2 separate regions of the Homo sapiens genome follow, and region 1 is linked to region 2. A link is a loop called in an ENCODE intact Hi-C map of the cell type or tissue named here. Cell type or tissue: PC-9. All regions are shown on one strand. Links, peaks and the distances in the headings refer to the core of each region. The heading gives the core; the rest is flanking DNA. Region 1 has its middle 44 kb from the start of LRATD1. Region 2 has its middle 110 kb from the start of LRATD1.

Region 1 (16,014 bases), core at 3,618-11,617, 63 kb after region 2:
AATAAAGACCCTATCGGCCCTGGGAAAGCACGACGGTGTCCGTCTTTCTTCTCCATCCTCCCAGCATGCTCTGTGCTAAGGGTTTCATCCTGGCTGTAAAGTAGGAGGCAGCCCTGCAGCTCAAAGCTTTTGTTTTGTTTTGCTTGAATTATAAATTGACAATTTATAATTTTATAAATTTATAGGGTACAAAGTGATGCTATGAGTTATGAATACAATGTGGCATAATTAAAACAAGCTTGTTAACATATCCAGCACCTCCAATAGTTAAGATTGTTTGTGGTGAAAACACTCGAAATTTACTCTCAGAAATTTTGAAATATACAATACTCTATTATTAACTATATTCACTATGCTGTGCAACATAACCCAAAAATGTATTTCTCCTAAGTTTTTATACACTTTGACCATCATGTCCCCCATTACCCCACCCTCCAGCCTCTGTAACCACCGTCCTACTCTCTGCTTCTGTGAGTTCAATTGATTTAGATTCTACATATAAGTGAGAATGTGGCATTTGTCTTTCTGTGCCTGGCTTATTTCACTTAGCATAACATTTCCAGTTCCATCCATGTTGTCACAAACATCAGGATTTCCTTCTCTTTTAAGGCCAAATAGTATTCCGGTTTGCGTACATAGCATATTTTTTTTTATTCATTCTTCTGTTGATGGACATAGGTTGATTCCATAACTTGGCTATTGTGAATAATCCTGCAAGGAACATAGAAGTGCAGATATCCCTTTGCCAAATTGATTTCATATCTTCTGGGTAACTATTCAGAAATGGGATTGCTGGATCATATGGCAATTCTATTTCTAGTTTTTCCAGGAACCTTCACACAGTTTTCCGTAATGGCTGTGTTAATTTACATTCCCACCAACAGCATGCAAGGGATCCCTTTTCTCCACATACTCATCAATACTTATATTTCTTCTTTTTGATAGTAGCCATTCTAACAGCATGAAGTGAGATTTTATTGTGGTTTTAGTTTGTATTTCCCTAATAATTAGTGATGTGGAGCACCTTTTCATACACCTGTTAACCATTTGTATGGCTTCTTCTAAAATTATCTATTCAGGTCCTTTGCCCATTTCTAAAACTGTGTTGTTTTCTTACTATTGAATTGTTTGAGTTCCTTATACATTATATTTTGGATAATTAGCTCCTTAGGACTTGTATGATTTGCAAATATATTCACTCATTCAGTAGGGTGTCTCTTTACTCTGTTGATTTCTTTCCTTTGCTATGCAGAAGCTTTACAGTTCAACATAATCCCATTTGTCTATTTTTGTTTTTATTGCCTGTGCTTCTGGGGTCAAATCTAAAAAATCATTGCCCATACAATGTCATGTAATTCCCCCCCTGTGTTTTCTTTTGGCAGCTTTACAGTTGTGGTCTTATGTTTACGTCTTTCATACATTTTGATTTGATTTTTGTATATGGTATGAAATAATTAACAGAACGAAGGGCAAAAACCATATATCTGATTATATGCAGATAAAGCTTTTGACAAAAATTCTAAATTCTTTCATAATTAAAAATTGTCACCAAATTAGATATAGAAGAAATGTACCTCAACTCAATAAAGGCCATGTGTGAGAAGCCCACAGCTAGCATTATACTCATTATTGAAAAACTGAAACCCTTACTTCTAAGACCTGGAACAAGACAAGGATGCCTACTCTCACAACTTCTATTTAACAGTAGTGGAAGAACTTGCCAGAGCAGTTAGGCAAGAGACAGAAATAAAGGTATCCAAGTAGGGAAGGAAGTAGTGAAATTGTCACCGTTTGGTGATGACATGATTTTATATATAGAAAACTATACAAACTCTCACCAAAGAAGTTTTAGAACTAATAATCAAATACAGTAAAGTCACAGGATACAAAATCAACACACAAAAGTCATTAGCATTTCTATACACTAACAACAAATGATTTGCAAAAGAAATCAAGAGAGCAATCGCATTTAGAAGAGCTACAAAAACTAAAATACTTAGGAATAAATTTAACCAAAGAGGTGAAAGACCTATACACTGAAAACTATAAAACTTTGATGAAAGAAATTGTAGAAGACACAAATAAATGGAAAGATATCCTGTGTTCATGGATTGAAAAAAATAATGTTTTGAAAATGTCCATACTATGTAAAGCAATCTATAAATTCAATGCAATTTCCATCAAAATTCCAACATTATTTTTCACAGAAAGAGAAAAAAAAACTGAAATTTATATGGAACTACAAAAATATCTGAATAGCCAAGGCAATCTAGAGCAAAAAGAACAAAGCTGGAGGTATCACATTACCTAATTTCAAGCAATACTACAAAGCAATAGTAATTAAAATACCATGGTACTGGCCAAAACATTAATAATAATAATAGATAACTTGACCAAGGGAATAATATAGAGAGCTCAGACATAAACCCGTACATATATGGCCAATTAATTTTTGGCAAAGGAGCCAAGTATTTGCAATGAAAAATAATAGTCTCTTTCATAAATAGTGCTGAGAAAACTAGATACCCACATACAGAAGAATGAAATTGGGGCTTAAAGCTTCTCAAACATGAAAAGAAATTTTCTGTACATTAAAAGCCTTCCAGTCAAGGAGCTCTTATTTATTTTTAGTCACCTAAATGGAAACTATTTTAATCTTTTTGGATAGAAAGTGAAGTCAGTGCCAAGGGCAAAGGACTTGGGTACTAAATATTTGGCTCTGGCCTCAAGCCTGCCATTCACTAGCTGTGCGGTCTTGAGGTCGCTGCAATAACCAACACCTGATGTAACTCAAGGGTTTATGTATGTTATAAGAAGCCAGAGATGTATTCAACAAGAGAGGGAAATAAAGTTATGAAACATCCTGTGAGTTGATTTCCTCCCCAGTAAAGAGAAATAACCTCTGATTTGTCTACACTATGATTCCTAAACGATTGCTCTACAAAAATAATATATATTCACTTTTCCGGGATAATACCACTTCATTACAATAATAGCTACAGCTTATTATAAATAATTTTTAAATCCCTTCTAAAGGAAAGGATTGAAATACCTGGACAACGAGTAAAGAAACAAACTGAAAAAAAAATTGGTGACATTAAATGACACAATGGTTTAAAATGCATTTCATTTCAGAGCATTTCTTAGAAATATTATTTTAACATTGAATTGTTACAGCAGCTACTTTTTCTTGTATTTGGGCCCTGAAAATAGTACACAAAAAAATCTTTCTGATCATGTTTTAAACTATTGTGAGGAAAAATAAAATGGTGATAGGGAAGGGAAGGAGAAGGTCAGTTTATTTTGATTATGAGTTTTGTCTATAAAAAAGGATTATAAACACAGGCTATACCTGTTAATCTTTCTATCTCTAGAAACAAAAATAAAGGATTCACAGAGAGAGTTCGTCTTCCTTTATCAGGAGGAAAAACTAGCTGAAAAATATAGTGATTTCAGACAATAAGATGCATACTCAGCAGATCTGCAACATTGCACCCTCCTCGTTAGTATCTCCCTTCTGATACTGGAATGGCTCCTGCCTTCAAGGTTGCCCGGCCTAAGGGAGGAAACAAGAGTGTAACAAATGTTCCAGAATACTGAGATTTGCTTTTTCAAAACAAAGGAAGTTGAAAACAAAGCATGAAGACTGACATGGGAAGACACCAGCACGACCAAGTACTGGGGACTGTTCCAAGAAGCTCTGGAATGTCTACATAGGGGAGTTTTGGGGATAGCCATTTGAGTAGAAGGGATAATGCTTACTTGACACAATAAAAACATGTTCAGGCCAGGCATGGTGGCTCACACCTGTAATCCCAGCACTTTGGGAGGCCGAGGCGGGCCTCGGTCAGGAGATCGAGACCATCCTGGCCAACATGGTGAAACACCATCTCTACTAAAAATACAAAAATTAGCTGGGCATGGTGGTGCAGGCCTGTAATTCCAGCTACCTGGGAGGCTGAGGCAGGAAAATCACTTGAACCAGGGAGTCAGAGGTTGCAGTGAGCCAAGATGGTGCCACTGCACTTCAGTCTGGCGATAGAGCTAGACTCCATCTCAAAAAACAAAAACAAAAACACAACAACAACAAAAACATGTTCAACTACAATTCTCAATGGTGATGTCTCCTCAGAAGTGAAATTTGAGATATGTGTGTGCAAGCACTGCACTTTTCTATTATTTTCCAAATATCCTATACTAAATCTTAAGTGTTTGTAGAAGAGAAAAAAGCAAATAACAATGTCATATTTCAAAAATTTATCCCAATGATATTGAGGAGATTTTTATATTGATTGCTTTTTTATAAAGTGATCTGTTTTTCAATTTAAGATACTTTCTTCATCATCTTAGACCATAAATCAGTTTCTTGAAGACATTGTTTGTTAAATAATCCCCCATCCCCAGCTCCTACTACAGTCTCTCAAAAATTGATTAGGTTACCACGTTCACCCCCCCACCCAGGAATTATTTCAACATTATTCTAAATGTGTAGGCAACACTTTGCTGTCATCTGCTTCTAATGAAGATGATAATGATGAAGATCACAGCATTGTGGGTTAAGACTCCATAAAAGTGTATGTGTTTATAAAACTGTGGATAATGACTTAGGTCACAGCTTCAGTAGAATGAGAGGTGTTGTAACATCATCTTTCAGTTTCTGCTTGTAAGGATTTCTGTTTATCTCCTAGACATGTAAGTTTGGGGTGTCAAAAAATCACCCCTCCATCCCAATTTCAAAGAACTGATAGTTAATGGTGATCCATATAACAGCATTGTTAATCTTCGAAATTGCATACAAGCCCTTGACATAGGGTTTCTTGATAAAATTGGTTTGGAAAGTACTACCTGGGCCCGAGAATAAATGGACACTGCCCTCCTCTCTTATGGTAATGGGACCTGAAGCAAAGTTTACCAGATTTTCTCACCAGTCACAAGCTAAAAATTTGCATTTGTACAGTGGGTACGTATAGTTTTATCACATTGGACAGAAAGCAGAAAACAATTCACTTCCCTTTTACTGAACCATGAGACAAGCAGAGAGAGAGAATCATGACTCTCAGCAACCATAACAGTATGGGCCCAAGCAAACTACTGGAGAGAAAAATCTGAAACTGCTCACTGCTCACTGCAATTCCCCACTCACAGAAAGGAGAGCAGAGTCTTCTTCAGCATGAAAGAGAAGGTTACTTGTTTCTCCTTCCTCTCCCTCACTTTTGTTCTTTCTTAACATTTGGTTCAAAGGCCAAGGCTTTGGTCAGCCAGGAGTATTGCTTTACTCATTTTCTTCATGGGGAAAAAGATCATTCGTGTAAAAAAGGTTCCTGCTTCTGCATATGAGACAGACCAACAACTGCCCTTCTGTGATATGGGCAGTTCAGCTGAAGAGCCAGAAGAGGACATTAATGAAATTAGCATTAAATGCTACATCCTACACCAAAAATTCATCACCTCTTTTATTTCAAATTATGCCCTGCCACATCATTCAAATATTGCTTATAAGATATACAATGAAGAGTAACACAAAAATGCCCTAAATTTATATGTGGATCTTCCCATTTTTACATTCTAAGAAAGGGTATAAAATTTAAAAAAATCATCTGTGCTTCATACATTCAAGTTTAAAGAACTGAAGTCAAAATTTCTTGCTCCCTGTATTAGGCAGAATAATTGTCCCATGTCCATATCCTAATCTCCAGAATCTGTGAAAATGTTACCTTACATGGCAAAGGAGAACTAAAGTTGCAGATAGAATTAAGGTTGCTAATTAAAATAGGGAGATTATCCTAGATTATCTGTGTGGGCCCAATGTAATAACAAGGGTCCTTAAAAGGGCAAGAGGAACTCAGAGCCACAGAGACAGCAGTGTGAGAAGAAATCAGCCTAGTGTTGCTGGCTCTGAAGGTATCTGAAGGGGCCATGAGCCAAGGAAGGTGGGCCGCTTTTAGAAGCTGCAAAAGGCAAGAGGATGGATTCTCCCCTAAAGCCTCTCGAAGGCAACAGAAAACCTGCCAATCTTAATGTTAGCCCAATGAGACCCATTTCAGACTTACAGAACAATAAGACCATACATTCATTTTGGGTTCAACCACCAAGTTTGTGGTACATTTTGAGTATCTCTTACTTGAAATGCTTGAAACCAGAAGTGTTTTGGATTTCTTTTTTTCTTTTTTTTTTTTTTTGGATTTTGAAATATTTGCATATACATAATGAAATATGTTGGGGATTGGACCTGAGTCTAAACAAGAAATTCATTTATGTTTCATGTACACATTATACACATAATCTGAATGTAGTTTTACACAATATTTTTACTAATCTTGTGCATGAAACACAAATTTGTTTCATGCACAAAATTCAGGTGTGGATTTTTCCACTTGTGGCCTCATGTCAGCACTCAGAAAGTCTCAGATTGTGGAGCGTTTTGGATTTTGGATGTTTAGATTAGGGATGATCAACCTTTCTTACAGCAGCCTAGAAAATAATATACTCCCTACTTCCTTATTCTGCTCTTCCTCAGACAGGTGAGTGTCACTCTGATGGAGTCTGTCTTCCGCAAAAGTAGCATCTTGGTCCACTTCTGCCAAATGATTACAGCCTTTAGCTCCTCCAAAATTGAGTTAGTGGAACTCCAAGTTTCTCATGATTGCCATTTTCTGTAGTATCAGCGGGAAGTACACATAGGAGTATCATGGAGCCAAACTCATACCAGCATTGTTTAGATGTCACAAATAAATGCTCAGCTTCTGAATCACCTACTGCATGCAGAGTCATGTTTTCTGATCCTAGTGCATAATTCGAAGAGTGACCAATGCTCACGGTGCTATCTCCAGCCACAAATGCTTAACACTGACTGAGAAAAAGGAGGAAATAGTTCTGGCTTTAGTTCTGCCCGGAGGCTGTTGTGTCTGTCCTGGGGTCATTATTTAAAACCAGTAAGGAGAAATCTTCTATTGAGAGGTTAATTGTGACCTTCTGATTTCTTGAAAGAAAAAAAAAAATCCATCTATCATACAGCCTCCCTAGGAGTAGCATTTGGGATTATCCTGACTTTTTGCAAGATTTAGACAGTTGCAGGTGGATACTCCCTCTTAGGGTCTTTCCCTCTGAAATTCCATCACCATTTTGAGCTGTATGTTCTTTAACTCAAAACCGAATTGTGGTGGACTCTGTCTAGTGAGTCTCTCACGAGGATGTTTCCTCACATGTATAACTTTTATAAACAGTCAGCTCTCCAAACTGCCTTGCTTTCTCTGAGCCATTCTTCACCCCCAGCAAGATTCCAAAGCATGTTGTATTTTCATGTACTAGTGGCTACTGATCTCACCTCTTGCTCTTGAGTTACCTAGACATACGAAGCTCATCTCTTGAAGGTAGTCTTCCTCGTTCTCCACATCTCTCTGTTCAAAATCACCTTTAGCAAATTCATGAACTTCCAAAAGCATGTGCACCTCCAGAGGCCAGCAATGATCAACATGCCCCAGACCATGTGCGCTCCCTGAAAATCTTCTCCTCTCTCAGAGTTTGAATTTTTCAGGCCTTGACTAACTTGTTCTCTTTTCCTGGCAGCAAAATGTCTTTCTTTTCCCATTTTTTTTTTTTTTTTTTATCACAGAAGGATTGTCTCTGAGAGCTCTGGTTCCTCTGTTTTCCTTTTCTTCCTTCTCGGCAGACTGAGTGAAGTTTAAAATGTTTAACCTACTTTCTAAGTTGCTTCTCTTTCTTCTTAACCACATGTGGAGCTAACCCTGTTTGCTAGATCACTCTGCTTTCCTTCCTTTCTCTTTGCTCTTGGGCCAGGCACACATGCCTCCAGCTTCTGTCTCATGATGTCCCCAGCATGAGAGAGAGGAATTCAGTCTGTTCCAGATCAGCCAAAAATAAATGCAGCCCACCACATGGATGGTCTCTTCCCAGCAGCCTACAGCAAATCTAGGCCCAGTTTAAATCTTACTGACATTTCTTGCTGAAACTGAGAATGCAATCTTCCCTGAATCCATCAACTTCATACATTTCCTAGCCATATCCCTCATAGCACATGCCATACCTGTTTCCCCACAAGTAGTTGTGCTACCTTGAAGTATGCTCTGCTGGTATTCACCTTAACAATCTGACCATCTCATTTAACCTCCTCATGTAGCTGTCTCAGATGTTAGGGTGGTATCTCATTTGCTCTTATGACTGGTTCCCCACTTACTACTAAGTGAAGGTCTCTCAATGGTGCTTAAGGCAGCCTTCCTCTGGGAAAACATTCTAGTTCCCTCTCTGAGAAGATACGGCCTAATAGTTGCCAAAATTTAGGGGAGAAATATAGCCTCCATTCTAGTAACAACTGAATCATCCTCTTCATTTTTAGTTGTTCCTCTGAAAGCAATTAGATACAGCAAAATCCTTTCCCATTTGTATCTGTGTGTTTCATAAGTTCTCAGTCTTCGGGTTAAGAAAATGCCTCTCTTGCTCCATTTCAATCAACACAGATTCCTTCATTTCTTTTCCCACATTTCCACTGCTCCTCTCTGACTTGACAACAAAAACCTGTCATTTTTAAAATGAATTCTGCTCCAATTCCTGAAAACAGTCTGTTTCACACATGGGCTGTTTTAATTTTTTCTCCATTTCATAGGCTTTCCATCTCAATCCACCAAAATGACACATTACTGATCTAGGAAGATATCCTATTTCTTTTTATCTTCTCATTGACTAAAAATGCAACATTTCTCTGTCATTGATCTCAGCACGGATCTCTGAAACCCACATTCATGTTTAGGGCTTCTGAAGGGAAGAATCTAGAACAAACCTGGGGCTCATGTGGGTAGGCGTGACTCCACCTCTGGAAGCCACATGCATGCAAGTCTCCTAGGAAAAGTTTCCTCTTCTCCCCGGATGAAATTCAAAACAAAACAGAGACAATATTTGAAAATGCTACTCTAGTACTCTGTCAAATCCCAAGTATTAACAATCTCAGGGCCAAAACATCACATAATAATATTTTATAGGTGCAATTTAGCTGCACTTTTGTAACTTAAAGTCCCAGTAATATAATGTCTGCCTGTCACTGCAATGCTATTGCATCCACACATAATCTACTGCAAACTTCTTGGCCTAAGGGGTGCCAAGGTTTGGCATATCAGCTCATATGAGCAAATATGTAGATTTTCCATAAGGAAACTTTCTTCCTAAAGAGGACAAAGATGGTTGATGTTCAAATACTATCACTTTCCCTCTTCCTGTCTTTCTGTCTAAATATCTAGTAAATAGAAGGATGACATGGTGAACTTGGATTTGAGATTGCTGAAACAGAACAGCCTAATCTATGCCTCACCTAAGTGATGCATCTGGATGCACAAGCAGGCTCACCTTGACATGCACTTGTGGTCTCAGACTGAAAAGTTGGAACAGGGTGTCTCTCCACCGTGTGAATAGGACCAGCTCAGATGAGCTTAATTCATTGAAAAATAAAGCAAAGGGGAACCCCCCACTGCCCTTCTTACTATTTCAAGAGACTTCCAGGGAAAGAACGTTTTGACTTAAAAAGATAGTTCTCCAGGTGTAGCCCCTCGTTAAGCATCAGCATCTCCTGGCAACTCGTTAGAAATGCAAATTTATTGGGCCCCAACCCAGACCCACCAAATCAGAACCTCTGGGGGTGAGCCCAGCAGTCTTTAGTTTAACACGCCCTCCAGGTGATTCTTGTGCACACCAAAATTGGAGAACCACTGGCCGTAATTATACTAATCAGGTTAGTTACTTCTGCACAAGTAAAGAGGAATGAGCAGGGCAAGAAAGAATCCCACTCCAAGATGTTCTCCTCATGGAGAGAGAAAGAGAAATCCTCTTAGCTACATTGTGAATATCAGATCTTCTCCTTTCTATTAGATTATCTTGGAGCAACATAAACATATGAGAAACTCACTTAGAAACAACCTGAATGATCAAATTAATCTTTTCACTATTGTGCAGTGTCCCTGTTGCTCCCAGGATTGTTTTCCTAAAAATCAAATCGGGCATTCCGTCTTACTAAAAGATTGTGGTTAGCTCCCTATTTCCTATGGGGTAAAGTCTAAACTATCTGGAAGAAAAAAGATCAGTCACAAACTTGCCCCAAAACATCTTCTCGACCTAATTTAAATGCATCTTTTATTGTATACCTCAAATGGAATAAGCGACTTTGAATAAAGAAGCAAAAGAAGGAAAGAATCTTCATCCTCGACAGCAGTTTCTTGTATCAGAAGCCCCCAGAAGAAGATTAGCAGTGCAGAGGTTCAGGTCTATCCCCAAAGATTCAGCTACAGCAGCTCTGGAACTGGCCTACGCATATACATCTTGTCAAGGGCCTCAAGTTAGTCAGCTGCAGGTGTCTGTAGATCACCTGTTAAAAAATCTTGCTCTCCATATTTAATAACTGTGATGGCTGCCATACACTAGACTTTTTAGCCAGTGCCTATTAACTGAGTGATGCCACAGTAATCATTTCCGCTTTTGGATATTTACTTTTTATAAAACACTGTAACCTCCCTCTTCAAACTATTCTGACATCTCACAACATGCAAATATTATTTTTTACATATCTAAAACATACAGTGAGGACAAATAGAGTCCACAGCATTTTTTACTGGGGTGTCTAATACTTAAATGCCTTAAAACTTGAAAGGTAAGGACTCCAGAGGAGGCACACCATTGAACGTGAAGGAACAAAGTCAGTAGAATTCCAGACGTGTCGATAAATCTACTTTCATTAATGTCTTTATGTGGGCTCCTTTCCCAAGGAGGGCTTCCATGTCTAACTTTAGATAGCTGTTCATAGCTGTTCTGTCAAAGCACTGCAGAGATCACTCCTTCGCTTAATTTTGCCATTAACTTTTCTTTTCCTCTGCAGAGTCTCAGAACAAATACATTCTGTTTGCATGAATAATACATCATGTTTCCAGGTACAAAGGAGAAGTCTAAGTCTGCACAGCTGTAAAAGGAAACTTCATCTTTTTCCAATGTTTTAGCATCAAAGGGATTGGGATTCATTTTATAAAAAAGTTGTAATTGTTGTTAATCTTTTGAAATTATTTTCCTTCCACACTCAGCATTTTAAATCAACCAAACATACACTTTTTTTTTTATCATTGATTAAAAGTCAGAAGGCTGTATCCTAGTTTTGGGTTTGCTACTAGCTGCTACATGACTTTGGGCAAAACATTTGACCTTTCTGAGACTTAGTTTTCTTATTAGCAAAAGGGGCCAAATGTGGCTGAGAATTGGGTGGTTTCTAAAATCCTTTTGTTCTACGTAGTGAAGAAAGGAGACATGAACTGCTACATTCAAATCCAGATCGTCTGAAGCAGGTCTTATTCTAATGTGGATGATCTTAGTCCTAGAAATTCACTACTTTGACAAAAATTTCAGGCTGAGACACTTGCACATACAAGACGTTAGGAGTTGAAGAAAATAAATTTTAATAGAATCAGAGCAATTTAATTGCCTGAGTAAGGTTAAGAATTGCCACAGTCCTTGCTAGTGTCTAGACATTTTTACCCTCTCCCAAATTAATCTGTTGAAATCTAATCCCAATGTGATAGTATTAAGAGATAAAACTACCCCGTCTCTACTAAAAAATACAACAAAAATTAGCCAGGCATGGTGGTATGCACCTGTAGTCCCAGCTACTGAGGAGGCTGAGGCAGGAGTATGGCGTGAACCCGGAAGGCGGAGCTTGCAATGAGCCGAGATCGCGCCACTGCACTCCAGCCTGGGCGACAGAGCGAGACTCCGTCTCAAAAAAAAAAAAAAAAAAAAGAGATAAAACTTCTGGGATCAGTGCCCTTATTTAAAAAAACAAAAAAAGAAAAAAGAAAAAAAAAAAGTCTTCAGAGAGCTCCTTACCCCTTCCACCATGGGAAGATAGTGAGAAGATGCTATCTATGAACCAGGAAATGGGCTCCTGCCAGACGCTAAATCTGCTGGCAGCTCCATCTTGAAATTCCCAGCCTCCAGAATTGTGAGCAATAAATCTGTTACTTATAAGGCACCCCAGTTATAGTATTTGTTATAGCAGCCCAAAGAGGCTAAGTTCTTATGCTTCTCTCATCTTCATTTCAACAGAGAATGTTGAGGTTTATCTGGGATCTGGAAACTCTGTTAACCTGGGATAAAAATGTAACCATGAATTAAGACACCCTGAAGTCAGTGGTTGCTGACCAAATGTATGAATTTGGCTCTTTGTTTATGCTATTAATGGCAGATTGGAAGACAGTGTGCAGAAACTGTTTCATTTCAGTTTTCCAGGCTCATCTAATATAGGTAATTAAGATTCACTGCCTAATTAACTTCAGATGGCTATACAGAGAATAACCTAATTCTGCTCCTTTCTAAATATCAAGGTTTATCCATATAGTAAAAACAAGATTATGTATAACCAAAGGCCTCACCATTTGTTCACGTTACATTGTTAATGATGTGCCATCCTCTTAGGACAACAGAATATCCATGTTGTGCCTTCCGTTTATAAAGAGAGGACAAGAGGGTCCCAGAGGTTAGTGACTACAGCAGGCCTCCCAGAGAGTTGGTGACAAAGGCAGGTCTTCAAGAAGTTCTCAGGGTAGATTTCTTTCAAGTTTGTTATTTAAAGAATAACTAATTCATCCTCATTTTTATAGAGAGAAATTATTTCTATTTTATCGTTCCTGGTTTACTGAGCAATTTCAGATCAAGCACATTTTTGACATTGGGCAGTAGTGGGGCAGGATTGGTGAGAAAGGAGGGAAGGTCTTTTTTTTTTTCAGATTTACTCAAATACAATTTATTTATTTTTAACAATATATCAACAAGGCAAGTGAAACCCTAGCCCTGTTATTCATGAGAAGATGACTTACAAAGACACATTATAGGAATAAATTAAATCAGAAAGAGTGTTGTCTAGGGTTTATTGAGTTCTGAGCAATTTGTAACAGAGAAGGTGTAGTAAGCACTGTTCCCTCCAGGGTGTTAAGGGGTTGATGGGCGGGGGGGAGGATAAGCCCTAGGATGGGTCTGGGGCTGTATGGAAAGGGAGTCAGACAGAGGGGCCAGGAGTGCCAGGGTCAAGGAATTGAGCACAGCCATATCCTAGGGGTGCCCAACACCAAGCTGGAGAAACTGAGTTCAGCCATCAGCTTTGAAGGCTGTCCTCCAGCCAGTAACAGGAAACAAAGTCCAAATGTCAGGAGCCAGGCAGATCCTGGGGAATTAGAGAAATATATAAAAATCAAATTTATTGCTAGACACATGTCTAGAATATCTATGACTTACTTACAAATTCCTGGACCCTTGAGTTTGGCATTGGAATGAATGAATCTATGGAGGGAGGCAGATTATCTGACAGGATTTTTTTTTAAAGAGTGCAATTACAGGTCATGTTACAATATTGGCAGGAATGAGAATCACTTTGGAATCCTAAGGGTGACCTACTCAGAAGGGTGGTCATTAGATTCACCTTCTTGAGGAAAAAATACCTGATGGGAACCTTTGCATTTTAAAGTTTTCAAAAGGAAATATTATCTTCAGGAAGGGAAAAGGATGGAGAATATGGGTTCTTGATGTAGCAAGTGCCTGAACATGTTTTAGCTCAGCCATTTGGAGAGGTAGCCATGTGGGAAGGCCGAAATGGTCAATCAGTAGAGCTATAACTCTGTTTTCTGACAGATGACATGAGAGACAGGAATATAATAGGACCAGTAGTAGACCCAGTCTCTGACCTGGGTGCTACGACTCCTGATAACTTCAGTCTTCTGCTAGAGAGACCTGCCCGCCACCTCCCTACATACCATCTGACATTCCTAATGCACCATGCCTAGTAAGTGGCAGCATTACCATTGACCTTCCTTCACCCAAATCTCTGCTGAGTGAACTTTAAACTACATTGCCTTTGCCAGTTTGATTGTCACCTCTTTCTAAGTACTAGCGAGTGGGCAGCCCCAAGCTGAAGTCTCATTACAGCAGAAATTGATGATGCCCTGACTCTGCAGCTACTATGGGAAAAGTATTTGAAACAGTTATTGTGCCTGGATGCAACTCACCAAGTTGACTTCTTTCTTAGCCACCACTTTGCGAAGTAGAAACGAATGCCCTTCTCCTGCCACCTTCATCCTCAAGACCCAAGACAAAGAGGAGAAAGAAACTGTATAGAGTTTTTGCTCATTATTGATGGGAGAGTTTGTGGGGCTTGCAGAGACTGATCATTGGTATTCTAGAGACAGAATGGACATGACAAGTGTGTTCTTTTACCATGTAGGAGTCACCCCATTTCAGAGCGAACAAATTAATTAATTAATGGATTAAGAAATTAGTATGTTCATAGTTGTTTTGTCCTGTTTTAAAAGTGCGGTTAGGGCACATTAGTTCTGGATTGTAACCATTCTTGTTTCTGCAAGATGTAGCATTAACACCACTAGCTAATGTCAGCCTTGGCTACAACCTCAAAAAGGATTTATTAAATGCAAGCTGATTGGATCTCAGCCATTTCCTAAGGATGCAGAAGATCAGGCCTAGAGCCCACAGTTTCTGTAACAGGTTCACTATCAGCCCTGTGTTACTGATATGTCAGCACTCAGTGCTTAATCAAGTTTGGTGGCCATTTGGAAAAGACAAGCTGAGGAAAGAGCAAGCCCTAGATTTCCCATCAAGAAACCCAGATTCTAAAGCACACCCCCATATATTATCCATGAGGACTCAATGGGAAAGTGAGGGAAGAGCTTTGTCTTTTGTTGTTTAATTCTCAAAACACACCCCATCACAGGAACTCCATAAAACAAAGAGGAGGGACTAGAGAGCCAGGGATGGAAGAAAAAACTGCTGGTTTCCTTCATGAACTAGCTATGGCAACTATATAGGAAAAAGCAGTGAAAATGCTTCGTACACTGCACACTGCTGTGTAAGCTTAAGAGCTCTGTGGGACAAAGGTTAGCCCCCAAATGCCATAATTTGAAGTTGAGTAAAAAATTTGACAATCTCACCTGGAAGGAGCCACACAGGATTTTCCTGTGTAGAACAAAACCTAGTTTATACAACGCACATGCTGCGTCACAGCCCCTCTTCTCTGGTATTGGGACACAAGAGATTGTTTTCCTTGGGTCTCTCTGGTCCAGGATCTACTGCGATGTAAACCTCTTGGTGGCAAAGCAGGTTTGCAAGTCATACACTGTTTCCACTCTTTTAGGAATAAACAGAGCTGAAGTCACAGGAACCAGACCCAGGAGGGGACTGTGACTGGCTGGGAGGCAAAGGTGGGTATTTATTGGCAGTAAGATGCGATGCCCAGCCAGGGGTCCCAATGCCTAACCACATTCACAGCTTTTGTTAGTCTTTAAAAAGAACACATTCTTAACCAATGTGTTAGGCTTTAGGCAGCATGAGTGAGTGGCCAAGAGAACAGATTCTACAACCAGACTGTTTGAGTTCAAATCATAGCTTTGTTTCCATCTAGCTCTAAACCTCAACAAGCCACTTAACTTCTCTGTGGATCTGGGGATGATAACAGTGCCTACCTTGTAGGATTGTTGGTAAGGTACTGAGGATGGTAACAGGCATATTCCAAGAACTTGGTAAATGTTTTCTCTCAGGACTCCTTCCAATTGTGCCCAGGTCAAACTCTTGAATCAAAATCAGGTCATTGTAATGAAACAGGCATTGATTAAGTATTAGCAATGTCCTCAAACAATATCTTTTCTAACCTCCTACAGCTCAGTCTCCACAGTGACTCTGTGAGGAAAGAATTATTTTCCTGGATATAGGTATAAAAACTGAAGTTCTAATTGGTGTTCACAGTGGCTCAGCTGACAGAGGCTAGATTCTAGAGTCAACCCAGGCCTTTTTCTTGAATAACAACGTAAGCAAGAGCCATGTTTGCTAACACAGATATCCAAAACTCAGGAGGATCTATACAGACAACACGGTTGTTTTTGAAGGAGGTCTGAGCCTGACTCCAATAGCATTCTGGAAACAAAATAGTCAGTAGATTGAGACAGAACATGGTGCCACAACCACAGAGGCAAA
Region 2 (16,014 bases), core at 4,056-12,055:
AACTGAGCTGCAAGCCAGTTCTGAGCTGAAGAGCCTGACATGGCTGGATGCTGATGCTGATGCTGCTGAGGAAATCAGTAGTGGGAAGGAAGGGTTTTCAAGTGGTAAGATGCCAGAAAGACAGGCATCTTGCATATGACACATTAAGGATAGAATAAATGATCTACAGTAAAAGCAACTTTCTTTTTTTTTTTTGAGACAGAGTCTCACTCTGTCACTCAGGCTGGAGTGCAGTGGCGCGATCTTGGCTCACTGCAACCTCCGCCTCCCCAGTTCACGCCATTCTCCTGCCTCAGCCTCCCGAGTAGCTGGGACTACAGGTGCCTGCCACCACGCCTGGCTAATTCTTTGTATTTTCAGTAGAGACGGGGTTTCACTGTTAGCCAGGATGGTCTTGATCTCCTGACCTCATGATCCGCCTGCCTCGGCCTCCCAAAGTGCTGGGATTACAGGCATGAGCCACTACACCCTGCCAGCAACTTTTATTTTCATTCTATTTTAGTATTGTTTACAAGGAATTCTGGCTACTGTATTAATCCTGTAATTGAATTTATATATTCACTTTTGATGGTGCACCTAGTATTTAATTTTACATTGTTCGCACAGCTACTAAATAAAACCCAATCACTGCCCCAAATATTTATTAAGGTCTGTTTTGTACATATAAATGCCTTTAAAAAATTATAGAGCAGGGATTGCATTCCATTTCTGGGTGTGTAAGGGAAGAACAAACAACAGACAAGAGAGTTTAGTCCAAACTGGTCCAACCCACAGCTGTGGACCGCATGTGGCCCAGGGCTGCTTTGAATGCAGCCCAATACAACTTCATAAAGTTTCTCAAAACATTATGAGATTTACGCATGGACCTTTCTTTTAGCTCATCAGCTATCATCAGTGTTAGTCTGTTTATTATTATTATTATTATTATTATTATACTTTAAGTTCTGGGATACATGTGCAAAACGTGCAGGTTTGTTACATAGGTATACATGTGCCTTGGTGGTTTGCTGTATCCATCAACCCAACATCTACATTAGGTATTTCTTCTAATGCTATCCCTCCTCTAGCCCCCGACCCCCTGACAGGCCCCCATGTGTGATGTTCCCCTCCCTGTGTCCATGTGTTCTCATTGTTCAACTCCCACTTATGAGTGAGAACATGCGGTGTTTGGTTTTCTGTTCCTGTGTTAGTCTGCTTTATGTTATGCCCAAGACAGTACTTCTTCTTCCAATGTAGCCCACGGAAGCCAAAAGATTGGATATTACTGCATCAGTGCAAGCAAAAACCTAGTCAATTTTATATTAATCTCAAAGGGCAAAGGATGGAAGCTTAGATATGCCCTCCATTCATTATAATTAAAATAACTAAATTATATGACAAAACTTTATAAGCACCAAGCAATCCCTTTGTCATATTCTTAAAGGCCTAAGCAGAAGGAAACTTCTAGAAATTATTTTAGGCAGATATCTGGAAGGGAACTTACTTAGGACAGTGAATAAGAAAAGCATTTTGAAGTCAGACAGTTGAGGATTGGGAGCTGAGCTCTTCCGCTGGGTAGCCGTGTAACCTGGGGCATGTTATGGAGTTTCTCTAAATGTCAGTTCCTCATTGGGAAAATTAGATTAACAGTACTTCTCTTCCAAGGTGGTCGTGAGTTAAATGACACAGGGATGTGAATTGCTGATTTTAGAAACAAATATATTAAAGGTACTCACCCTAGAGAAGGACAGGAGGGGAAAGTCTAAGAAAAAGATTTGGAAAAAACGGAACGGAACAGAATGTACTCCAAGCTAATTGGTGTGCCCAAGTAACCAACATCCAAAAGGGCTCAAAGGACCTTATGCATGAGTGTTTTGCCCATTCTAAAACATTTTTTTTATTTTTTAGATGGAGTCTCGCTCTGTCACCCAGCCTGGAGTGCAGTGGCACAATCTTGGCTCACTGCAGCCTCCACCTCCTGGGTTCAAGCGATTCTTCTGCCTCAGCCTGCTGAGTAGCTGGGGTTACAGGCACCCGCCACTACGCTCAGCTAATTTTTTGTAAAAGACTGCTTTTTTAAACATTGCTCTTTTACCAACAATACTGAGCTAGACCATCAATTCTTTGAGCTCTAAAGTCATATCTGCTGTTTACCATGAAATATATAACCAGAGTTATTAACTGCCTAGGGAGTATGATTTTCAATTGAATAAAGCTAAAAAACAAATATCTTCAATGGACAATGGTGGCTGATTTTAAAGTCTCTTCCTGAAACTCTAAAAGACCTGAATAGAAAACAATAACAACAACAACAGCAACAGCAAAACATGTATAAGGCGTTTAGAACACCATCAGCCTTACAGAAAAGAAAAAAATATGACGATGGGTTTTGTGGAGGAATTGCCCTTCTTTGTAGAGGACAATGAATGAAAAGACTTTGGGCAGATCAGATAACCTGAGCCAAAGGGAGCGGAACAATACAGCAGTGTGAGGGTTCATTAATGAGCCTGTGGTCTCATTGGCACAGCATCACACATCATAGGGGATATCATGGGTCATGAAATACAGGCACTTGCAGTTCCCACTGGGGTTGCATTTTTCTTGAATTATTTACCACCAGAATTTCCTGACAGTGGGAAAAGACCAGTAGTGTGTGTTTTGTATGGGGGTAGGGGTCCTTGAATTGTAATTAATCTGTCTCTAGGAGATCAATGTATCTGACAGAGCCAGGGTCCATAAATTAGTACAATCAGTGTCTTTATGGCATCATGCAAGTTTCATGGCATGAGAAACCACATTTCCAGAAAGAGCAGTGAGTGGAAAACACTTTGGAATACATTGCCTCTGATTCCTGTAAGGTGACATTTTCTTCAGGCTACATTAGGTCTAATCATTAGGGTGAATACTACCCATTGGGAAAATGCATGTCAGAATCTTAAAGTAGGCAGAAATGTGATGGTTTTTCAACAAAAAGTATGTTCTGTCTCCAAAAACCATACATAGAGAGAACAGTTACGTAAGAAATAATTACAATTTGACTGTATAAGCTCAGTACAATGAGACCTTTCCTAAGGTTCTCTGTCACCTTTGGGATGAGGCCAAACCTCTCAGCAAATGAGGAATGCAGGCCCCTCAGTAAGCTGCCTTCTGCCACCTTTTCTAGCTCAACACTCAGGTTCCCGATTTAGATCTTATGCCCTGGGTTGTGCTGAACTATTTGTATTTCCCAAAACATACCATGTTTTACATTTGGCGCTGCTTCTCTTCCTGTCTTCTCTGCCGGGAATTTTTTTTTTTTTTTTTTTTTTGAGATGGAGTCTTGCTCTGTCATCCAGGCTGGAGTGCAGTGGCGTGATCTCGGCTCTTTGCAAGCTCCGCTTCCCGGGTTCACACCATTCTCCTGCCTCAGCCTCCTGAGTAGCTGGGATTACAGGTACATGCCACCACCCCCCTGCCGGGAATTCTTTCTTCTCTTTCTGTCTGGCAAAGCTCCATCCTTAATGATTCAGTCAGAATATCACCTCCTCTGCACAGTTGCTTACTCCCTCCTATGTGCCACTAGTTTTCTCTTAACTTGCCGTTCTTTTAATCCCCCAGTTCTCAGCACTGCCGCTGTGACTAGGCCATGAGCTCCTTTAAGGCAAAGATAATGTCCTGTTCCTCCCTTTTCTCCAAAGCCAGCCAGAGGGACAAGAACATAGCAGGTGCTCTGACAAAGTGATTTTGATGAAGACAGAGGATGCCATAAATCCCAGCAACTCTCAAAATAACACATATTGTATGAAACGGATATGAATTCCAGAGTAGAAGTAAAAACATAAGGATGATTTTGCCATAAGACAAAATGGCATAAGGCACCATAGAACGGTAATCTTGTCCTATAAGGTTTGAATGGGCCACTATAATTGAGTCACGTGTAAGATATTATATGTAAAGCCAGTTATATGTTGATGAGTAACTTGTTCCTTCTACCTGAAATTTTCTTATTTTTCATGTCCAAATTTCATCCTTAAGTGAAGGCCCAGTTCATTCACCAGCTCTCCGACAGGGTTTTCAATGTTAGCTTCAGGGGTACTTCATTCCATCTTTCTCTGAGTTTATATGGTGCTTTAATTACTTTTCTCTTGTGATATTTATAAGTCTCTCTCTCTTACATTGTGATCTATATATAATTTATTATGAAATTTATGTAAATTATTAAGGCTCATATCTCCCATGAAATTAGAATATACTTCAGGTCTGTTCTAGTTATCAATTGTTGTGTAACAAATAATCTAAAAATAGTTATTTAAAATACAACAACCATTTATCTCTCATGATTTCTAGGGGTCAGAAATTTGAGAATCATCTAGTTGGGCAATTCTGGCTTGGAGTTTCTTCTGTAGTCATAGATGGTTCAGTCTTGGGCATATCTGCATAGATCTGCAGTCTTCTGCAGTCGGCAGATAGTGACTAGAGCCGGAACAGTGGAAGGCAGCTAAGGGCTGACTGGACATCTCTCTTCTCCATGTGTTTGCTCCGCGTGAGTTAGTTTGGGCTTCCGCACAAGATGGCAACCTCAAACTTCTCAAATGGCAGCTCAAGGCCCTCAAAGCAAGTATCCCAAGAAAACCAGAAGTTGCATTACCTTTTATGACCTGGCCTCAGAAGTCAGGGTTGCTGTACAGTCAAGTCAGTTACAAAAGCCTGACCAAGTTCAAGAGGAGAGGGCATAGACTTCATAAAAAGTTCTGGAAGAGCATGTGGGACAGGAAATATTTCTGCTATTGTTTTTGGAATATGGATTTTGTCTTGCGTGTGTTTTTTATCTTTACTCCCAGCATTGGTTCTATGTGCTTGGCCTTGAGCTCAGTAAATATTTTTTGAATGGATAAATTAATGACTGCCGAGTTATAGTAACAACATTGTCTGGTACTAATATTCGAACCACCATACTTCCCTTGATATGGTTTGACTGTGTCCCCACCCAGATTTCATCTTAATTGTAGCTCCCATAATTCCCACATGTCGGGGGAAGGACCCTGGTGGGGGGTAGTTGAAACATGGGGATGGGTCTTTCCCAGGCTGTTCTCATGATAGTGAGTAAGTCTCACAAGATCTGATGGTATTATAAAGGGGAGTTCTCCTATACACACTCTCTAGCCTACCTCCATGTAAGACATGACTTGGCTCTTCCTTTGCCTTCCACCATGATGGTAGGGTCTCCCCAGCCATGTGAAACTGTGAGTCAATTAAACCTCTTTCCTTTATAAACTACCAGCATTGGGTATGTCTTTATTAGCAGCATGAGAACAGACTAATACATTCCTTATCCAGTCCTCAGCTACCGTCAGCTTTTTGTCCAAAAGAGGAATGAACAGAAGATACATTTTTTCTTGACACTAATTATTAGGAAGAATTGAATACATACTATTACTCCTCCCAAACAAATTCAAAGTCAGGACAAGAAAATGTTACCTTTAATTATTCTTGTAATTATTTGAGTAGCCATTCAAAGTATCAGAATATTTTTCCTCTGACTTTTCAAAAAAAAGTATTTTAATTTATGGATCTAGTATCTATCCACTTGAGAGAAGTTTCTAGGCTTTTTAGCAATATTTTATCTAATGTGAGAATTTTTATACCCTAAATATTAACATATGTATGTATGTATGTATGTGTATATATTATGAAATACTAGCCATATGTGTAAATACATACATACATATAGTGTATGTATGTAGGATAATATATATTCATGGATAACACTGTTCATTTTTCTCTTTTAGCAAGGGTGGAGTTCATTGAGTTCAAGAATGTTCTTCACAGCTGTTCTGTGTTTGGAACATATCATCATGCTGTAGTGTGCCTGTGTGTTTGTATTTGTGCATAATTTGGGGCATAAAGAAATATTTTAAAACAAGACATACCTATATGAGCAGAAAATCAGAAGTAGTAAGCTCTTGTGTTATTCGTTTACAATTTCTCTGTTCAAGACTAGTAGTTTGAGTCACTTATTACACTTTACTGTATGTTACACTAAAATTTTGTCTCCTTTTATAAATTACCAGTCTCTTGAGTCCAGGAATGATATTTGCAGCTTTACTGCAATCCAAGCAGATCCAACATGCCAACTAAGTGACCAGCTGACCTAAGGAGTATGAATGAAGGCATCGGTGGCAAAGCCCCACTCGGTGCCTGAAAGCACAAGATTCACACAATCCAGTTGTGGGTTTCTCATGGCTAAAACAGACAGTCTTAACTGACAGTTAACTTTAGGGGAGAAGCTATAAGCAAACACGGTATTATATTGTCTGAGTGTTTATCTCTTATGATAGGTTTTTTTTTCCTGCAGTAGACGTCTTGAAAAAGGTATGTAAAATGTAGGCAGCAAATATTCAAAACTGCACAGCCTGTTCCACAAGATTCCAGTTCTAAGAGTAAGTAAAAGAGAGGCAGGCCGGGCACGGGAGTTCATGCCTATAATCCCAGCACTTTGGGAGGCTGAGGCGGGCAGATCACATGAGGTCAGGAGTTCGAGACCAGCGAGGCCAACATGGTGAAACCCCGTCTCTACTAAAAATACAAAATTAGTCGGGTGTGGTGGTGCGCACCTGTAATCCCAGCTACTCTGGAGGCTAAGGAAGGAGAATCACTAGAACCCGGGAGGCAGAAGTTGCAGTGAGCTGAGATTGTGCCACTGCACTCCAGCCTGCGCAAAAAGAGAGAAACTCCATCAAAAAAAAAAAAAAAAAGAAAGAAAGAAAGGCAAACCCTTTTCTAAACCCATATTCACTTCTTCCCCTCATCTCCATCTCCTAGATTTCACTGTCTAGGATTTTCTCTCATTTTTGCTACACTGATGGGATTTGATTATACCAATTTGTTAAGCCTCAAATTCAGTTTCATTTCCTCCAATGTATCCTTCTTTTTTATGGGATGTGTTGTATAAATAAATGTTGTAGTATAAATAACAAAGTACCAGAATATGTGGGGTTAATTTCAATGAAGTAAATTACTAGTTTAGAGTTCTTGGTCTGAACACTTGGCCTCCCTCATAAAAAATCTGGTTAAGTATATTCCTCCCCTGGATGTGATCAAACAAGAGTGGTCAATGAGTTAGTCATTCAACCACAGAAACTGTACCAGAATCTGCAGGAAGTAAACAAATATTACAAAGCTGATGACCTCAAAGAGATCTGAGTTTTATAGGAGAGAGACAGAGATGATTAAACTGACAATAATACCATTACGTACTGGATACAGCAGGCTCTAAGAGTATAGAATGGACTGCTAGATATATTTAACAAAAATATTTATATTAATTATAATTGACACCTGTCAGTAAGAATGTTTGGATATATGTGGAAAGTCTGAATACACTTGCCGTAGGTTAAATACCTGCAGTAAGAGAAATGCAAAGGTGTGTGAATAGCTCCTTCAACTCACATAGCAGGTTTGTATGCTCTACTCCCCCACACCATTCTTCCAGAGGTGGCGTGCTGTGGATTCTGAAGGGAGAAGTGGAGGGTTATCAGATGACTTGTTGTTTGGGCGATGGAGACAGTAATCACGTCCATGTCACTTTTGGAGAAAGTGAAAGAAGAGCGAGCAATTTACCCTATTTTAATGAAAGCAGATGGAGAGGTCATGGGAACTTGTTTAAGGCATTAGCGAACTGCCTCTTCAAATTAAGGACTTTTGAGAATTGAAAGAGTTCTGAGAAACCCTGATGGCTCACAAGATTGTGTGTTCTTACTCAGTGATCAGCCATCTAAGTCTCCTAAACATTAAACCACAGGAATATGCAAGGGCATGGTTTATTGCTTTAATGAAATGTAGGTAGGCAGATTCAAGGTAAGGTGGTGGAACAATCAGAGACAGTCAGAGTTTCCCATTGAGCTGCCCCCCATTTAATGGAATCACAGGCTTTAATGAATCACAGAGCCATCTGGTAGAAATAAAGTAACAATGTCTGAGAAGATTTTTAAATGTGCACGCATTTGAATAATGTTTCCAAGTTTTGGGAGTCTGTATCTGAAAGTGCAAATATCCTTATATATTGGAATGATTAAGCATCTCCCCTAAAAGTGCAACTTAGTTTTAAAAGAAATTAATCCATCTAAAATCTTGTGAGGTTGTACCAATATAGACATTTTAATCACACAAGACGCTATCAAACAAAGTAAGGTAAAAGAAAGAAGAAAAGGGAAAGGAAGGAAAGAGGAAGGAAGAGGAGAAGGAGGGAGGGTGGGAGCAAGGAAGGAAGGGAGGAAAATGGAAGAAAGGAAGAAATAAAGAAAGAAAACTATGCTTTTGTTTGGACTAGAGAAGCCAGTATTCACCTAGTGAGGGAAATATATTTATCTTGTGGTCCTTTTTAGTAACGTAAAAAAATACAAGATATCTGAGATTTTTATACTAAATAATTGAGTTTTACTTACATGTTTTATGTAAGGTTGGTGATTTGGGACTAACATGAAAAAGATGTTAGACCTGAAATAGCCATTGGCCATCATTGAGTTAAAATTTAGTTTGTTACTGTCGAGTAAAATGAGGTTGATAAAGGAAGCAATTCTCTTTTAGGCTATGCAACAATGGCTTATATAAAAATATACCAGAACTCAGCAATAAAGAAACAAGTCAAGGTCTTATATTATCTAACTCAAATTACATAGCTTTTGGAACCTTGAATTTCCATATAGGTTAGGCATTTTCTATGTCACACATCTAATAATACATACACTAATTTAAATTTAAAAACACATGGTGACTAACAAAGATAGAAAAGAGAAGAGAAATATATACTCAACTGGATTTCTTTACTGAACACAGCAAACCAAAAATTGGTTTAAATTATTCATAAGCAAAAATAATCTTCTATATGAATGACATCAGAATTAAATTCTGGTCTAGTTCAAATGATTATTATCCAATCTTACCATGTGGAAAAACATGTCCTTTAAAAAGAAAAATTTAGCATGAAATTGAGAGTTCTATAGAAAACAATCGTTAACCCTTAAATCTAAAGGTTGAGATCAATAGCATGATTTTATAGTATTTTCACAGAAAAAAAAATCCTCAATCTTAAAATAATTAAACTTATTGAATCAGTTAAAATTTCGCAGAGTTGAAGACTAATCAATAAAAGAAAATGGGTATTCTCAGTTCCTCACCAAGCTTCCTTGATAAGGATACAGAACCCCTGAAGGAGAAGGAGAACATATTATACTTTACAAGGGTATGGGCCTCAGCAGCCAAGGCTTGGGTGGAAGGACGCAGAAACCAGAGGCAAGAGCAGCCCTCCATTGACAGGACAAAAGAAGAGTATGCATAGTACATGCAAACTTTAAGCACACATTCAGGGGATGTTCAAGGGTGATGTCAGGTAGAGCCTGGCAGACACAAGAACCTTAGTGCCAAGAGAGAATGGGCTCAAAGCTGTAAAGAAAAGAGGCTCCAGCTCTGTGAAGTTACCATATTCTTGGGAGAAAGAGCAAACAATAGAGTATGAAATAAAGCCAGACGAAGAATACAAGAACGTAGAGAAATGCAGGAAAGAATAAAGATATTAGAAGGGAAGCTAGGGGAAAGGAATAGTTTCCTCTGTCCCTCAGGTCCAGTGGTAGATGGGGATCTGGATCCAGTGTCTTGCGAGATGAAGTCTGCATGAACTCAGAAGGGTGTTTGGCTCCAGCCAAGCAGCACAGGGACCAGAGTAGAACACTCATCTTAATCAGGATAAGGAAAGGCTTCCCTTGGGAAAAATAAAGTGGAGCTCAAGAATTATAGATATATTTCGAAGAAGAAAAGAGGCTCCAGCTCTGTGAAGTTACCAGATTCTTGAGAGAAAGAGAAAAAAGGGAAGAGAAGATAAAGAAAGTCCGAGAAGGAATACAAGAAAGTGGAGAAAGGCAGGTGTGAAAGAAGATATTAGAGGGGAAGATAGAGGAAAGGACAAATCTCAGATATTCTAGAGTTAAGTGCTCCTGTCACCGCCACTAAAGGATTATGAGACTTCCTGGTTCTATAAGATTCACAGTTCCCACTCCATATGTGAGCCCGGTCCAGTGGAGATACCCAGAATTTGTCATGGGAGACAGAGTCCTTGCTCAGACACCTACTATACAATATGGATACCATCAAATGAATCACCTTATCTCTTTATGCATCAATTTCCTCTTCTGCAAAACTAGAATAAAAATATTTTATCCACACAGGCTTATTGTGAACACTAATACACAATGTGTGTGTATGTGTGCATATGTTTTTTTTTTTCTTTTTGAGACTGAGTCCTGCTCCGTCACCCAGGCTGGAATGCAGTGGCACGATCTCTGCTCACTGCAAATTCTGCCTCCCAGGTTCACGAGATTCTGGTGCCTTAGCCCCCGAGTAGTTGGGATTACAGATGCCCCACCACCACGCCCAGGTAATTTTTGTATTTTTAGTAGAGACAGGGTTTCACCATGTTGGCCAGGCTGTTCTCGAACTTCTGAGCTCAAGTGATCTGCCTGCCTCAACCTCCCGAAGTGTTGGGATTATAGGCGTGAGCCACCACACCTGGCCCACAATACATTTTTAATTTAAAAATTTAAGATAAAATTTAGCACTTGCTGTGTGCTGGGGAATGTGTCAATAAATTTCCCTGAGTTAGTCCATTTAGCTCCCCTCTGCAGCCTTATGAAGTAAATGCTACTTCCTAAAATTTTAATGACTTATATGAAAGTATTCTGTATGCTATGAATTGCTATGCACATGGTCATTATTGTGCTACTTGTACATCTCACGATGGTCACTGATGTTTTCCTTCAGTGTACTTTCTAAAGCCTAGTTACTAGGAGGTGGTTGTGAATGGACAGCCAAGGAACTGGGGTGAATCCTTATGAATTTGGGCCTGGTACTGAGATTCAACACCAATGTAGGTATGAACTTCAATCTGTCCTCCCCCTAAAACTTTCTGCCCATAGAATACATGCAGACCTTCCTGTCAGGGGCATATCTAATATAAGAGTCACCTTATACATCCCAGGAGCCAGGGCTGCTATAGAAGACATTCTCAGATCTTTGTTTTTCTTGGTTAAGTGGTAGAAAGAAAGTAGCCAATGGAAAATCATGGTAATATACACACTTTCCAACTTCTAGCTGCTGTGCATTTAACATTCTGTGTTTTGTGTCTCCAAATATCAACTATTGTGGGATGTTTATAAAATATCAACAAGTAAAAAAGTAAAAAGGAGGATTACTTTTTTTTTCATGCTTGCTTATCTTTAGATGAACAGTTTAAAAATAACTGCTTCATTGATTTGACTTTTTTTTCCAAAGCAGCTTAGAGACAGAGTTATAACCAAGGGGACTTTTTTTTCCCCTCTTCTCTGAGCTGGTAGACCATAAAATTTTAAATCTGTGAAGTTTAGTTGGAATCTGGCCCGTATTCTAGATAAATGGGAAACTGAGTAGGAAAGTGTCTTGCCCCAACATCAATTATCAACAGTCAGACTGGGACTGAGGATCTGAATTTCCAGTATGCATGACACCAGACTACCCCTACTATGAGCTCTTCTAGAGAAGGAATTGATTCTCGGCCTTGGGTGTACAGTAGAACCATCTGGGAACTTTCTAAAATCCCCATGTCCCAGCCACGCCATGTACCAAGTACACCAGAATCTCTGGGGTGGGATCAAGGTGTTACTACTTTTTTTTTTTTTTTTTTTTTTTTGAGACAGAGTCTCGCTCTGTCACCCAGGTTGGAGTGCAGTGGCACCATCTCGGCTCACTGCAATCTCCGCTTCCCGGGTTCACGCCATTCTCCTGCCTCAGCCTCCAGAGTAGCTGGGACTACAGTCACCTGCCACCACATCCAGCTAATTTTTTAAATATATTTTTAGTAGAGACAGGGTTTCTCCGTGTTAGCCAGGATGGTCTTGATCTCCTGACCTCATGATCCGCCCACCTCAGCCTCCTAAAATGCTGGGATTACAGGTGTGAGTCACCGCATCTGGCCTGTTACTATTTCTTATAGCTCTTCAACACACAAGGTTGAGAACCACTATTCTAGAGCCATCCTTCCCCATGCTTACATGAAAATACTGAATTTTTTATTAATGTAAATAATAATGGTTCCATTTATTAAGCGCTTGCTCTGTGCTGGGTAGGTGTTAAGAACTTTCCCTGCTTTAGTCCATTTAGTTGCTCCCTGCAGCCTTATAAGGGAAGTGCTTCTACTATTCCCATTTGATAGCAGAAAAACCTGACGCTTATACAGTCTCCACTCCTTGCTCAAGGTCATCCTCGTGGTCATCCTAGTCTAAAGTGGCAGGGTCCAAGGTGGAATTCAGAGCTCTTATGGCCTAAGCCATATGATATCCCTAATCTGACAGCATCCTGACGCACTAGCAGGCTTCTGCAGCTCAGGCAGGAGTCATCAAAGTTTGCCGAGTGCCTATTTTTTAAGCTCTAACCATGCCCTGATAACAGCTCATCGTATATCAAGACTGCTCACCTTAAGGTGTGAATCTTCCACCAATACATGAGAATGTTGAACTTATAAATGATTCCAGATGTTAACCTATGAGGGAGCATTGGCTCACACATAGAATCCCAAAGGGTGATTTTCAGGGAGATCCCTTCATAATAGAGCCATTAGGAAGGACCCACACTCTACATATAGTTTTGTTTTCTCATTTGCTCCACTTGATTCTGTTGATGACTCAGATGCCAAGACTCCAAGTCATCTTGATCTATCTCCTTCCAGGACTATCTTTGTTTTTTCTTCTTCTTGTTGTTTTGTTTTGTTTTGATGGAGTTTATTTTATTACTTATTTCTTTTTATTATTTTTTTTGAGGCAGAGTTTCACTCCTGTTGCCCAGGCTGGAGTGCAATGGCATGATCTCGGCTGACTGCAACCTCCAGCTCCGGGTTCAAGCGATTCTCCTGCCTCAGCCTTCCAAGTAGCTGGGATTACAGGCATGTGCCACCACGCCCAGCTAATTTTTTTTTTTTTGTATTTTTAGTAGAGACGGGGTTTCACCATGTTGGCCAAGCTAGTCTCAAACTCCTGGCCTCAAGTGATCCACCCACCTTAGCCTCCCAAAGTTCTGGGATTACAGGCATGAGCCACCGTACCTAGTCAGGACTACCTTATGTCCAGCCTTCAGATGTTATTTGCTGCCCCACCCAAAGTTAAACTGAAGGAGGATAGAAAGGATATAAAGTGAGAAATAACTTCCTATCAGAGTTATTTTAGGACTGTTTTTATAAACAGAAGTTCAAGGACAAGTTTTTAGAGGTCTTTTCATTTTCTATCAGACTTTTTAAATTTGTTAACATCAATGCTAAAGATTTAAAAAATTAAAAATAGCATACTCTGAATTGATGGTATGACTGCTTTAGTTCCAAACCCTTTCTCACAGTTCCAGTGTCCAAATTTGTAATTACACTCATAAATGAGTTGTCACCAATCAAATAGTACTACTTTAATTGTTCCAGGCTAATGAGAAAAGAACAGAGACAGATTTAGTTAGCAAATGATGCATTCCTTCCACGTGAACTCCAAATGACATCACTGTGAACTGCAGGGATGACGGTTCTAAGGGAGTATAAAAGTGGTGAGAAAATTGACTTCAGTCCAACAAAGTTGAATAAGCATTTTAAAATTAAAGGAATAATCCATGACACAGCCCAAGTGCAAGCAGAAATTTAGTTTCAGCAAAATGAATTACGCTTGGCAATTTAAATTATTTATGTTTTGTAATTTGTTTGGTTTTAGTTTGTAAATTTGTTTTAACTTCAGAGTGATATGAATTAAAAGTATAAAGAGGCCAGGTGCGGTGGCTCATGCCTGTAATCCCAGCACTTTGGGAGGCCGAGGCAGGCGGATCACCTAAGGACAGGAGTTCGAGACCAGCCTGGCCAACATGATGAAACCTTGTCTCTACTAAAAATACAAAAATTAGCTGGGCATGGTGGTGGGCACCTCTAATCCCAGCTAATCAGGAGGCTGAGGCAGGAGACTAGCTTGAGCCCCTGAGGTGGAGGTTGCAGTGAGCCGAGATCATGCTTGCTGCACTCCAGCCTGGGCTACAGAGTGAGAGTCTGTCTCAAAATAAAAGTAAAAAATAAAAGCACAAAGAGTTTATATCCAATTTTATATTTATGCATATTTAAGTAATATGAGGATAAAGATACTCTAATTCCATATTGGAGGGTCCATGAAAACATTTATTTTTGAAAAATGTACACACAATGGAGTTTGTTCCCGATCAGCATGGGAGCTTGATTCCTATGGTTCTGGGTTAGGTCTCCAGTGGTACTGCGGACTGCCAGAATCAGCTCCCCATGGACCAAAGATGGCAAATACATGACATGCAGGATGATACCAACACATTGCACTTAATATTTTTTTTGAGTTTTTAATTTTTTTCTATTCTCAACTCAAGTTAATGTTTCAATTACATTGAAAATGAGGAAATGAAAAAAAGGATGGGTTTTTAATCAATTGAATTTCCATTTGGGTTTCATTAAAATTGCAATGGATGTTATTATGGAAAAGTGTGTCTCAAAAAATAATGATAATATCAGTTGTTTCTATTCTTGTGATAGTGATAAGGCAACATTAGGTGAGATGCTGGGAAGCACAGTGTTCCCCAATGTTAGGCAACTTAAAACTGTTCAAGTTAAGCGTGGTGGCAAGAAGTATATTAAGATATTCCTTTGCTGAAAAGGCCGGTGTGAGCAGTGCTGTCATCTTTAAAAGTTCTATCGTATTAACTTGTTACAAATACCACTTATAAACTAACCCAAGTAATCTCATCAAGTTTGGATATTATTGGCCAGGCATGGTGACTCACACCTGTAATCTCCGCATTTTGGAAGGCCAAGGCAGGCAGATCACCTGAGGTTAGGAGTTCGAGACCAGCCTGGCCAACATGGTGAGGCCCTATGTCTACTAAAAGTACAAAAATTTGCCAGGTGTGGTGGCACACACGTGTAGTCCCAGCTACTCAGGAGGGTGAGGCAGGAGAATGGCCTGAGATTGCAGTGAGCCGAGATGGTGCCACTGCACTACAGCATGGACGACAGAGAGAGACTCCATCTCAAGAAAAAAAAAAAAAAAGAAAAAGGTTGGATATTATAACTGAATTTTGTATTTAGCATGTCAATGGTTTTTAAATCTTGACTTTTCTGGTGACTTTACCATGAATTCAAATGTCTATTAAATAAGCCTCAATTCAACTTAGTTTGATCTTAAAATAAGACTTAATTATATTAAACTTCAAAACATAATCCAGCTAAATTAAAAAAAAAAAACAAAATTGCACCATCATGGATTACAAGTGAGTTTTATCTAAAAGTTGTATTTTTATAACTGCAGAGAATTATTTGTAAAATGTTTGTAAATGGTATTTTAAATAATCCCAAATCAATAGCTTTAAATAACGCTCACAAGGAGGAACTAGTTTTCAGTATTTGACCATTCTTTTTCTTACTAAAATGTGTTACAATATATTCATTTTGTAATTTTCTCATTCAGATAAACAACACAATTACATTTAACAAGTCATGTTGGAAGTTGTTTTTATGTAAAGATTTTGAAAACAAACAACATATTTTCTTAGATACACTGATTGCTTCCGAATAGAAATATGAGTAAATACTCTTTTACATCATTGAATCATCTTCAAAATTAGTAATTATATGCCGCTGTGGAAATAAATAGTGAACAAGGCACTTTTTAAATATTCATATGCCAGGAAAACTATTTGGTAGTTAGTTGTTAATAAATTAATGCAGAATTTTGAAATATATTCTTTCCATAAAAAATTGTTTATGAAGATTATATAATTAGGTATTTAAGCTAAAACCTGACTGTTGTCCTTGCATCTGATTGTGAGCTTCCTGAGGACAGGACAGGAACAATCTAATTAATCTCCATGTTCCTAGAGGCTAAACTAAAGCCTCCTACAGGGAAGCCTTGTTAACTGAACTGAACTGAATTGAATGAAAGTGAATTTAATGAAATTGAAATGGATTAAATTACAATAAAATGTATGCCTTTA

Evidence for each region. Peaks named below come from ENCODE experiments on the same cell type or tissue, not always from the same donor. Only the 100,000 strongest peaks of a DNase experiment are listed, where the experiment ranks them.
Region 1: a loop joins it to region 2, with 2.8 times the contacts of the local background. A loop is called at or near these places in 3 of 110 quality-filtered maps.

Annotation. Positions count from the first base shown.
Region 1 is chr2:14,580,531-14,596,544 of GRCh38, forward strand. No RefSeq gene overlaps it. Among named protein-coding and RNA genes, the nearest start is that of LRATD1, 44 kb to the right of the region's middle. In PC-9, for the core only: no CTCF peak of the experiment used is centred there; a DNase peak (open chromatin) is centred at 6,761.
Region 2 is chr2:14,517,166-14,533,179 of GRCh38, forward strand. No RefSeq gene overlaps it. Among named protein-coding and RNA genes, the nearest start is that of LRATD1, 110 kb to the right of the region's middle. In PC-9, for the core only: no CTCF peak of the experiment used is centred there; a DNase peak (open chromatin) is centred at 7,086; H3K27ac peaks cover 905 bases.